Regions from separate parts of the Homo sapiens genome. Here region 2 is linked to region 1. Evidence: read pairs that join two places in POLR2A ChIA-PET (ENCODE). Cell type or tissue: PC-9. All regions are shown on one strand. Each heading gives the region's core, and the rest is flanking DNA. Links, peaks and the distances in the headings are about the cores only.

Region 1 (5,337 bases), core at 173-5,172:
ACTTCAGCAAAGGAAGCCATGAGCTCCTGCTGCAGCTGTGCATGGGGGTCAGGAACTGGAGTGAATCAGGGGCAACATAGATGCCTGCACTGGCCGTGTGTCCTGGCTTTGACCACAGTCCTAGCTGAGCAGGCAGAGCTTATATGGACTATAAGAGCTTCTGTGGACTATCCCGCTTAGTGAGCTGATAACGTTTTTAGCATTTTGAAGAGCTTCTGGATAAAGAAAACAAAGCTGAGCCGCTTTTGGTTATCTATGGCCCTGTGCATGCCTGGTTTGATCTGGGCTTTATTCTCAGAGAAGAGTAAACATCTGGTTTGGAGTGATGCTTGGGGGTCTGGTACAGCCATGTGAGAGGCAGAGGGCTTATTTGGCTGACAGTGGTAGAGGGTGTTTTCCTGTGGGAGAGTTAACACAGGAGAGTTTAATACTTAGAGTTGGCCTCTAAGTACTCCCTTTGGCCCATGGATACCAATTCGCCCCAGTTGCCTTCCCAGGCAATCAAGGGAGACTGTTCTTTTGGCCGCAGGCAGAAAAACATTGCATAACTTGACTCAATTTGCCACTGTCTCTCCAAGCTACCACCTGAGCCCACCAACCCAGAACCAGGGTCTTCTTGGGGCAGTTTATTTCCTCGTAGCTGACTTGTATAAACCATATCTGGCCAGATGTTTTCTGGTGTGTTCTATCCAGCCTCAGGGCTCAGGGTCATGGAGGTCATGGCCTATTCACTCTTTTTTTTAAACAGGGCCTGTCTCACTCTATTGCTCAGGCTGGAATGCAGTGGCGCCATCAAGGCTCACTGCAGCCTCGCCTTCTCAGGCTCAATAGATCCTCCTACCTCAGCGTCCCAAGTAGCTGGGACAGGCACATGCTACCACACCGGGCTAATTATTTATTTATTTATATTGCTTGATTGATTGATTGATTGAGACGGAGTCTTGCTCTGTCGCCTAGGCTGGAGTGCAGTGACTGACTGGATCTCGGCTCACTGCAACCTCCACCTCCCAGGTTCAAGCGATTCTCGTGCCTGAGACTCCCAAGTAGCTGGGATTACAGGCGCGTGCCACCATGCCTGGCTAATTTTTGTATTTTTAGTAGAGACGGGTTTTGCCATGTTGGCCAGGCTGGTCTCGAACTCATGACCTCAGGTGATCTGCCCACCTCGGCCTCCCAAAGTGCTAGGATTACAGGTGTGAGCCACCACGCCCAGCCAATTTTTTTTTTTTTTTAATAAAGATGGGGTTTTGTCACGTTGCCCAGGCTGGTCACAAACTCCTGAGCTCAAGCAGTCCTCCCACCTCAGCCTCCCAAAGTGCTGGGATTACAGGCATGAGCCATCTCAACGGGCCCCAATTCAATTCCATCGAGATTATTGATATTTTGGCTGTCAAAACCTGCTATTGCATATTATACTCCTCGTTACCACACTTCCTTATCATTTCTTGCTTTTCTTTTTGCTCTACTGATGCTCTATTTTTTTTTGTATTTATTTATTTATTTATTTATTTATTTATTTATTTATTTATTTGAGACAGAGTCTTGCTCTGTCACCCAGGCTGGAGTGCAATGGCACAATCTTGGTTCACTGCAACTTCTGCCTCCCAGGTTCAAGCGATTCTCCTGCCTCAGCCTTCCAAGTAGCTGAGATTACAGGTGCCCACCATCATGCCCGGCTAATTTTTGTATTTTTGTAGAGATGGGGTTTCACCATGTTGGCCGGGCTGGTCTCAAACTCCTGACCTCAGGTGATCCACCTGCCTCGGCCTCCCACAGTGCTGGAATTACAGGTATGAGCCACCGCACCGGGCCTACTGATGTTCTATTGATGAGGTTTTTTAATTCTGTTTTTCCCCTTAGGGATTTGGGAGGCATATAGTACAAGGATCTTTATGGTGGGATGGAAGTTTTTCTCCCGGTTGGTTAAATTTGGGGACTGTGAAGTTGTTAATTATTTCCCATTGTATGGAAAGAAACTAAGGACCACAAAGGGGGATGGTCCCAGAGCTGGGGCAGAGTCAGGCACCAGGAGCCTGGTCCCCATCTCCCCAGCTGCCCTCTGGGCATGTCCTCCTCCCAGCCAGATGATGTCCCCAGTGGATAACAGCTAAGGGGCAGTCTGTGGGTTCTGCACCTGTTATGGTCCCTGCGGGGGCACCACCCAGATCAAGGCCCCCGACTGAGCGCGAGTGGCTCTAGTCAGCTTTCTCGAGGTGCACACCACTTAAGGTCCCCAGCTCATGCTCCTGAGGCCTGGGGATGTGTGGCTTGTTTATTGGAGAAGTGCATTTGTACAGAATGGAGTTGTTGGCGGGGAGGGGGGGTGTGCTCCAGGGATTGGGTGATGCTCTGGGATAAACTCAGCCCAGCTGTGCCAACTCCACTGCGTTCATGCTCATTCTGAGTAGCTCTGCTCATGTTCTGCAGAGGGTGTGGCCTCTGCTGTGTGTTTGTGCATAAGTGCGTGCTGTGCACATCTCCTGTATATCCTTGTGGTGTGCCGCGTGTGTTGATAGAGTTGGCAAACAAGTTTTACTGCTTCGCTCCCGCTGCTGTAACTGCAGTTGTCTGTCCCTGTGCTGGGTGACCCTGCCAAGGGCCGCCTTAATGGGAGGTTGTGGAGAAAGGCCTGGCTCTCACTGCAGGGCTAGGCAGGGAGGGGGCCGCTGCCCTCTGGCAGCTGTGTGCTTGCCTCTGCCCTCTCTTGCTGGCATGCTCAACTCCAGCAATGGGACATGTGTTCCCCTGGGCACAGGCCACTTACCCTCTGTCCCCCTGAAAGGCAGGTGGAGCCTCTTTCTCCATTCTCGCCATGCTCTCTGCCTTCCCACCTGGAAGTGTCTGTCTCTTCCTTACTGCCCCACTGGGCTGGGGACCTTGGTCAGGCCAAGGTCAGGAGGGCTGGGAGGAAACCGACTGGTTTTGAGGAACAGAAAATGGATATTCAGAACTTGTGAGTTCCTCTCCTGTCTAATCTGTGGTTGGTTCTGTCTTACTTCCTCCAAAGTACAGAACATCAGACATCTTTAAAAATAAACCTCAAAGAGATGGCCTCTGGGAAGCTGACCCTCCAGGAGAGGGGGACCTCTACAGATCTGGGGACAGGCCAGTACTTCTGGGCATCCCAAAGCCAGGCAGGGCCCAGGCTCAGGCCAGCTTTGTTTGGGTCCCAGAAATTCTGGTTTCTTTGCAAGTGTACGAGCAGGCTTGAAGTGAGAGAGTTAAGCTGCGGAGGCAGGCTTGAAGTGAGAGAGTTAAGCTGCGGAGGCAGGCTTGCATTCTTCAGCCAGCTTTTGCTCAGGGCCTTGGCAGCACCCGGGCCTGCTCCCTGCCCCACCCCACCCAGGCCCAGTCCTCCCGGAGACCCTTCGGGGCCTCTCTCCCTAGGCAAGTGACTCATCAGCTTCCAACCTAACACTCTACCTGGGTCTCCTCATCCTTTAACTCTTCCTGGACAACGCTGTGGATTATCTTCTTCTCGTTCTGAGTTAGGAAAATAGACTCTAGTGCCTGTCACATCGTATGAAACTGCAATCCAGAGCCTCCGCCAGCTGGCCCAATGCATGGCTTCACTGCTGCACATCACACTGCGACATTTGAATCCAAGCAGTGATGCTCTCCCAGAAACGCTCTGTTCTCAACGCCGCGTCTTTGCTCCTGCTGTCCCTCCTTCCTGCGGAGCCCAGACTGTCTCTCCCGTCCTTGGATTGCTACGGGCATGGCTCAACCCGTGGCTTGTTTACATCTTGCTTCACATACTTGAACAGCTACCTTTTAGGGTCAATCCAGAGTCTCACCTCAGGCACAACCCCCATGGCTCCCCCTGAAATGCCTCACCCTGTCTAGATACAGTGGCTCAAGCCTGTAATTTCAGCACTTTCAGAGGTTGAGGCAGGAGGATCATCTGAAGCTAGGTGTTCATAGACCACCCTGCACAACATAGCGAGACCTTATTTCTGCAAACGGTTTGTTGTTGTTGTTGTTGTTGTTGTTTGAGATAGAGTCTCGCTGTGTTGCCCAGGCTGGAGTGCAGTGGCATGATCTTGGCTCACTACAAGCTCCGCCTCCTGGATTCACGCCATTCTCCTGCCTCAACCTCCCGAGTAGCTGGAACTACAGGCGCCCACCACCACGCCTGGCTAATTTTTTTGTATTTTTAGTAGAGATGGGGTTTCACCATGTTAACCAGGATGGTCTCGATCTCCTGACCTCGTGATCCGCCCGCCTCTGCCTCCCAAAGTGCTGGGATTACAGGCGTGAGCCACCGCGCCCGGCCAAAAGGTTTTTTTTTAAAAATGAGCCAGGTTTGGTGTTAACACGACACGGTGGCATACGCCTATGGTCCTAGCTACTCGGGAGGATGGCTTGAGCCCAGAAGTTCAAGGCTGCAGTGTTTGAGGCTCCCAGCTGTGCACCGAAGACGGCCAAGCACAGTGGGGAAGGTCCCTTACACGCCATCCTCAGTCTGCAGGAACAGCTCCCAGGCCGACCATGGCCTTCTCAAGTGCTCTCTGCGCATCACGTTTTCTGTCCCTTCTTCCCTGTCTTTGCCAGGAGTTTTTAGTGACGGAAACACAAACACAAATCCTGGAAAGCCCTGGGACAGTTCATCAGACTTAGAGGGACCCAAGGGCTAAACAGTGTCAAAAAACCTCAGTGTCACACCCTCCTCCTCCGGGCTCTGGCCCTTGGCGCCTTCCCAGGCAGGCTCTCCCCTCCTCCAGGCTCAACAGCCTTCCCTCAGCAGCCCTAGGCAAGTGACTCAGCTTCTAACCTAACACTCTACCTGGGTCTCCTCATCCTTTAACTCTTCCTGGACAAGAAAGAGCTTCGGCCCTCGAATCGTAACCAGAATGGCGTCTCATTGGCTTGGTTTGGGTCAGGTGCCCGTCTCTAAGCCAGTCACATTGGCAAGCTAGCATACAGTGAATGGCCAGCCTGGGATACACGTTCACCCCTCGAGTCAGGGCTGGAGTCACCACCATGGAACAGTTTGGTCTGAGTGTAGGGGACAGGAGGCTGGGACACTCTTACAAAGGAAGGGAAAGGACAGGATCCCTGGACGTGTGCAGCATCCCTGTGGTTCAGTCACGGGCAGTGGCCTTGTGCTCTGGTGTTGGTGGGAAGGATGAGGAGGGCAGTCCCAGGCTCTGGCCAGACGTGCCAACACCGCGGAGACAATTCAGTAAGTGAAAAAGCGAGACAAGAAGGGGAAGCCATGGGGAAACCATTGCTCTGTCAGGTGGTTATGCAACGCCCTGGCTGGTGTCAGTGACCCCCTCCACTCTACACGCTCACACGCACACTGACACATATGCACTGATGTATACGTGTACT
Region 2 (5,337 bases), core at 200-5,199, 170 kb after region 1:
GTAGAGACAGAAAGTAGATTAGTGGTTGTCTAGGGCTGGGGTAATGTGGGGTGGAGATGAGGAGAGTGACTACTAGTGGGCATGAGATTTTTTTTTGGGGTGATGAAAATGTTTTAAAATTGGTTGTGGTAATCATAATCTTAACTCTGAATATACTAAATGCCATTGAATTATATACTTTAAGTGAATTGTGTGGACTGTGAATTATATCTCAGTGTTGTAGTTATTTATTTTATTTATTTTTTTTGAGACTGAGTCTCACCCTGTCGCCCAGGTTGGAGTGCAGTGGCGTGATCTTGGCTCACTGCAACGTCCATCTCCCAGGTTCAAGTGATTCTCCTGCCTCAGCATTCCGAGTAGCTGGGATTACAGGTGCCTGCCACCACGCCTGGCTAATTTTTGTATTTTTAGTAGAGACGAGGTTTCACCATGTTGCCCAGGCTGGTCTCGAACTCCTGACCTTGTGATTTGCCCGCCTCAGCCTCCCAAAGCACTGGGATTACAGGCGTGAGTCACCGCGCCTGGCTGTATTGTAGTTATTTTTTAATGTTGATTAAAAGATCACCAGTGGGCAGGCACAGTAGCTCGTGCCTATAATCCCAGCACTTTGGGAAGCCAAGGCAGGAAGATAGCTTGAGTCCAGGAGTTTGAAACCAGCCTAGGCAACATAGCAAGTCCTCATCTCTACAAAAAATCAAAAAAAAAAAAAAGGTAAAGATAACCTGATTATCTTGCACTATCAAGTCATCAGCTGATGATCATCACTTTCTCACACAAACCTACCCAGATGTTGGTGAAAAGTTGCAGGGAAGTCAGTAGCAATCTTGGAGCTACAATGTGCTTCCGTTGAAATCAGAGCGTAATGAATGAGAAGAGGCCTTCCTGGAATGAGAGCACAGAGTGTAACCGTTGCGGTCTTGGCCTTCATTCTTTTCTGTGAGATGTTTGGGCCTCACCCCTGGGGAGGCAGAAATAGCTAGAGAGTGGGGAGAAGAGCTTGGGAGTTGTTTTTGAGGTATTCCCCATACTTTGAGATACTCCTCATACTTTTTTTTGATGTGATGATTGTTTTTTCCTCCTTTGAACTGGAAGAAAATTTAACAATACCATGCCATCCAGTTAAAAAAACATTTCCTCAAGTCTTTTTTTTTTCTTTTGAGACTGAGTCTTGCATTCTATCGCCCAGGATGGAGTGCAGTGGCACAGTGATAGCTCACTGCAGCCTCGAACTCCTAGGCTTAAGCAGTCTTCCTGCCTCAGCCTTCTGAATAACTGGGACTACAGGTGGCCATCATGCCAGGTTAATTTTTACTTTTTTTGGCCAGGTGCAGTGGCCAATGCCTATAATCCCAGCACTTGAGGTCAGGAGTTCGAGACCAGCCTGGCCAACATGGTGAAACCCTGTCTCTAATAAGAATACAACAATTAGCTGGGATATGGCGCATGCCTATAATCCCAGCTTCTTGGGAGGCTGAGGCAGAAGAATTGTTTGAACCTGGGAGGCGGAGGTTGCAGTGAGCCGAGATTACGCCACTGCACTCCAGCATGGGCAACAGAGTGAGACTCTGTGTCAAAAAAAGAAAAAAAATTTTTTTTTTTTTGTAGAGATACGGTCTTGCTATGTTTTCAAGGCTGGTCTTGAACTCTTGGACTCAAGTGACCTCCTCCCTTGGCCTCCCGAAGTGCTAGGATTACAGGCATGAGCCACCACACTCAGTCCCCTTAAGTCTTTGTCTTGATGAAGACACTGATCCCAAAGTGGTCTCTTTACTGTTGGCAGAGAGAATTTTAACATGTTTCTTTTCTGAGACAGTGAAAGAGGGAGAAAGGAAGAAAGCAAGGGCCAGTGCTCCAGAGGATGCTTATTCCTGGGTTAGTTCTTTTCTTTGGGCTTTGACCCTTTCGAGACTCTGATTAAAGTGTTGGACCCAAGAAAGAGGCATGTACACAGAAGAGTTGACATGATTTTAGGAGATCTGAAGATCTCCTGTTCTATAGAATTGATGGCTCTTCTCATTAACAAGAAGTATTGACATACTATCAGAATGATGGTCAGCAGTGAAATAAAGACATACATAATGGGCTCTATTCTGAAACTTGGTACTTGTAATCTGGGTGGGTAGGTTATAAAGGTCAGTGCTTGGGGCACACCTCAAATTTAGTCTCCTGATTTTGGAGTACTCTTTATTGAAGTCCTCAAATTACTTGATTTGAGGACTAAGATAAATGAGATTGAGATCATTCCGTGAGTTTCTTAAGAGAGCGTGATGATATTCAATTATATGAAGGTTTCCAGACCTGGAAGTGCCACTTTTCTGTGTCCTCCAGTTGAGAAGCTGTGAGTCCTGGGGACAGAGTCCCTAGCATAGCTTTGTGGGAGTCTGGGGGCTTACAGAGCAAGGGCCTTCTCAGGCTGCCTAGTAATGTGTAACGAATCTCACTGATCTTCTTTTCACTTTAAATAGGATGGGTATTGTCTCCTCTTTGTCTGGATTTCTGCATAAAGGGCTAGATGAAGATTATTGTAGGACCAGCAGCTTATACAGCTTTGAAAAAGTGACAGGTCTACGTGTGTAAGTGACAGTGTGTTCCGCTAGTGATCCCAGGGAGGATGAAATGGAGGTGTGGTGGGAGATGCTTCACATTTAGTAGCATCTAGTAGAAGGCATTTGTTTTGTTAATTATTTTTATATACATTACAGGAGAATTAGAAAATGCTGAAAAAACAAAAGCGTACAAACATCTTTAAAAACAAAGACATTGTATCATGTTGTAAATACTGTTTTTAAAACCTTTTTAAATGTTTAAAAAATTGCAGATATATAGAAAAATTGAGAAAAGCAGAAAAATTGTATGGTAAATACTAGATTCAGATTAATCTTTATTTGATAATAATTTTGTGCTTATGATTAAGTTATAAGAATACAACCGGCCACGCACAGTGGCTCACGCCTGTAATCCCAGCACTTTGGGAAGCCAAGGCGGGTGGATCACCTGAGGTCAGGAGTTTGAGACTAGCCTGGCCAACATGGTGAAACCCTGTCTGTACTAAAAATACAAAAATTAGCCGGGCTTGGTGGCAGGTGCCTGTAATCCCAGCTAGTTGGGAGGCTGAGGCAGGAGAATCGCTTGAACCCGGGAGGTGGAGGTTGCAGTGAGCCGAGATCGCGCCATTGCACTCCAGCCTGGAGGACAAGAGTGAGACTTCATCTCAAAAGAAAAAAAAGTTGGTCCTTTAGGGGGAAAAAATATAACAAGAGAATTTTGGAATGTTCTTCACCCAGATTTCCGAAAATGTTAATGTTTTACTACATTTGCTTTGTCCCTATTTTTTTTTTTTTTTTTAGAGACAGAGTTTTGCTCTTGTTGCCCAGACTGGCGTATAGTGGCACGATCTTGGCCCACTGTGGCCTCTGCCTCCTGGGTTCAAGCGATTCTCCTGCCTCAGCCTCCTGAGTAGCTGGGATTACAGGCATATGACACCATGCCCGTCTAATTTTGTATTTTTAATAGGGACGGGGTTTCTCCGTGTTGGTCAGGCTGGTCTCGAACTCCCGACCTCAGGTGATCCACCTGCCTCGGCCTCACAAAGTGCTGGGGTTACAGGTGTGAGCTACTGCGCCTGGCCGTCCTTTTTTTTTTTTTTTTTTTTCCGACACAGGGTTTGGTTTTGTCACCCAGGGTGGAGTGCAGTGGCACAATCACAGCTTAGTGTAGCCTCAACTTCTCAGGCTCAATAGAGCCTCCCATCTCAGCCTCCCAAGTAGCTGGGACTACAGGTGCATGCCACCAAGCCCAGCTATCTTTTTGTAGAGATGGGGTTTTGCCATGTTGCCCAGGTTGGTCTCAAACTCCTAGGGTCAAGCAATCCTCCCACCTTCATTTCCCAAAGTGCTGGGATTATAGGTGTGAGCCACCACACCTGGCCATCCTTTTCTTTAACCTCTTTCTTTGTGTGTGTGTGTCTGTGTGTATGTGTCTTGCGTGTATGTTTGTGCTTGTGTGTCTTTTTTTCTGAACTAAGAGTAAATTGCTCTCATGATGTCTCCTTAATCCTAAATACTTGTGTGTGTGTGTGTGTTTAAAAAAAAAAGTTATTTTATGTAGCCACAGCACAGTGATCAAAATCAGGAAGTTAACATTTGTAACAATACCATTATCTAATCTGCAGGCCTTATTCATATTTCACCTATTGTCCCAATATGTCCTTTATAATGAAAGAAAGTCCCAGATCCTGTGTTGTATTCAGTTGTTACTCTCCTTTAATCTGGAACTATTCTCAGCGTTCTCTTTGTGCTTCAGAGTACATACTGTTTAGACCTGATTTTAAAAAAATAATACATATGAAACATTTTTCCATATTGAGAGATATTGAAAGCAGTGTATCCCAGTGATTGAGTCAGGGCTCTGGAGCCAGAATACTTGGTTTCAAATCCTGATTTCACTACTTAATGCCTGTGTTATCCTGGACAAGTTTTTTACCTGTGAAATGAGGAGTACTGATACTACCTCATAGGATTGTGAGAATTAAATGCAGAAGGGCTCATTACTGAGTTCAGTGCCTGGCACAGACTAAGTGCTCAATAAACACCAGCTATTATTCACACCATTCAGTGGATTCCTAAGGGACATTTTGCAAACATCTTAGTTCTGTTCTCTCTTCCTCTCCCCTCCTTCACTTCTTCACATCTGGGTTCCCAAAAGCAAATGGTCAGCTTACTAGACAATGGTATGGTTTGAGATGGAAACACTGCTCTAAAAGAGTGGCTCCTAGATGCCAGTGTATGAACTCCAGTTGTGTGGTAACAGAGTTTTCACTGGTGCAAGAATCATAATAATGAAGTTCTTTTTCTTAAGTGCTAAATGTATTCAGTTGTTTCATTATGAAATTACATTGTTCTCTCTCATCTTTTGGTGTTAAAGTGTCCCTTTGTAAAATGATGTTTATTATAGATGATTGTTCTGTCATTATTGTATTTTAATATTTTTAGTAGGCAATAAAAAGAAGCCAAATCTAATACTCTCCAAAATATTTTTGGAAATATTAATGGTTGATCACAGCCAGTGGTCTGGGAATTCGTGCTTTAGAAGATGTATGTTTGGCTTTGTGTTTATATATATATGAGTACCTGTGAACGATATTTGTATCTAGAAATACACTAGTCACTGATTGAATGTTTATTGACTCCCTCCTGAACACCAAGACATTGTACTAAATGCTTCGCATATCTCATTTCATCTTCATAATGAACCCTGTGAGCTTTGTATTGTTCTGTTTACAGTGAGGAAATAGAATCTCAAAGAGGTGATGTAATCCACCGAAGGGTTACACAGCTA

Evidence for each region. ChIA-PET counts read pairs that join two places held together with the same protein. Peaks named below come from ENCODE experiments on the same cell type or tissue, not always from the same donor. Only the 100,000 strongest peaks of a DNase experiment are listed, where the experiment ranks them.
Region 2: POLR2A ChIA-PET joins it to region 1 with 6 read pairs; 2 of 35 experiments call an interaction of 5 or more read pairs at or near these places.

The regions. Positions count from the first base shown.
Region 1 is chr2:96,885,872-96,891,208 of GRCh38, reverse strand. The region is part of intron 14 of FAM178B (family with sequence similarity 178 member B); the gene reads left to right. Among named protein-coding and RNA genes, the nearest start is that of SEMA4C, 18 kb to the right of the region's middle. RefSeq lists a silencer at 23-317 and an enhancer at 3,052-3,607. In PC-9, for the core only: no CTCF peak of the experiment used is centred there; DNase peaks (open chromatin) are centred at 2,518, 3,388 and 4,758; H3K4me3 peaks cover 951 bases; H3K27ac peaks cover 2,302 bases.
Region 2 is chr2:96,715,849-96,721,185 of GRCh38, reverse strand. The region is part of intron 4 of LMAN2L (lectin, mannose binding 2 like); the gene reads left to right. Among named protein-coding and RNA genes, the nearest start is that of LMAN2L, 22 kb to the left of the region's middle. In PC-9, for the core only: no CTCF peak of the experiment used is centred there; no DNase peak of the experiment used is centred there; H3K27ac peaks cover 985 bases.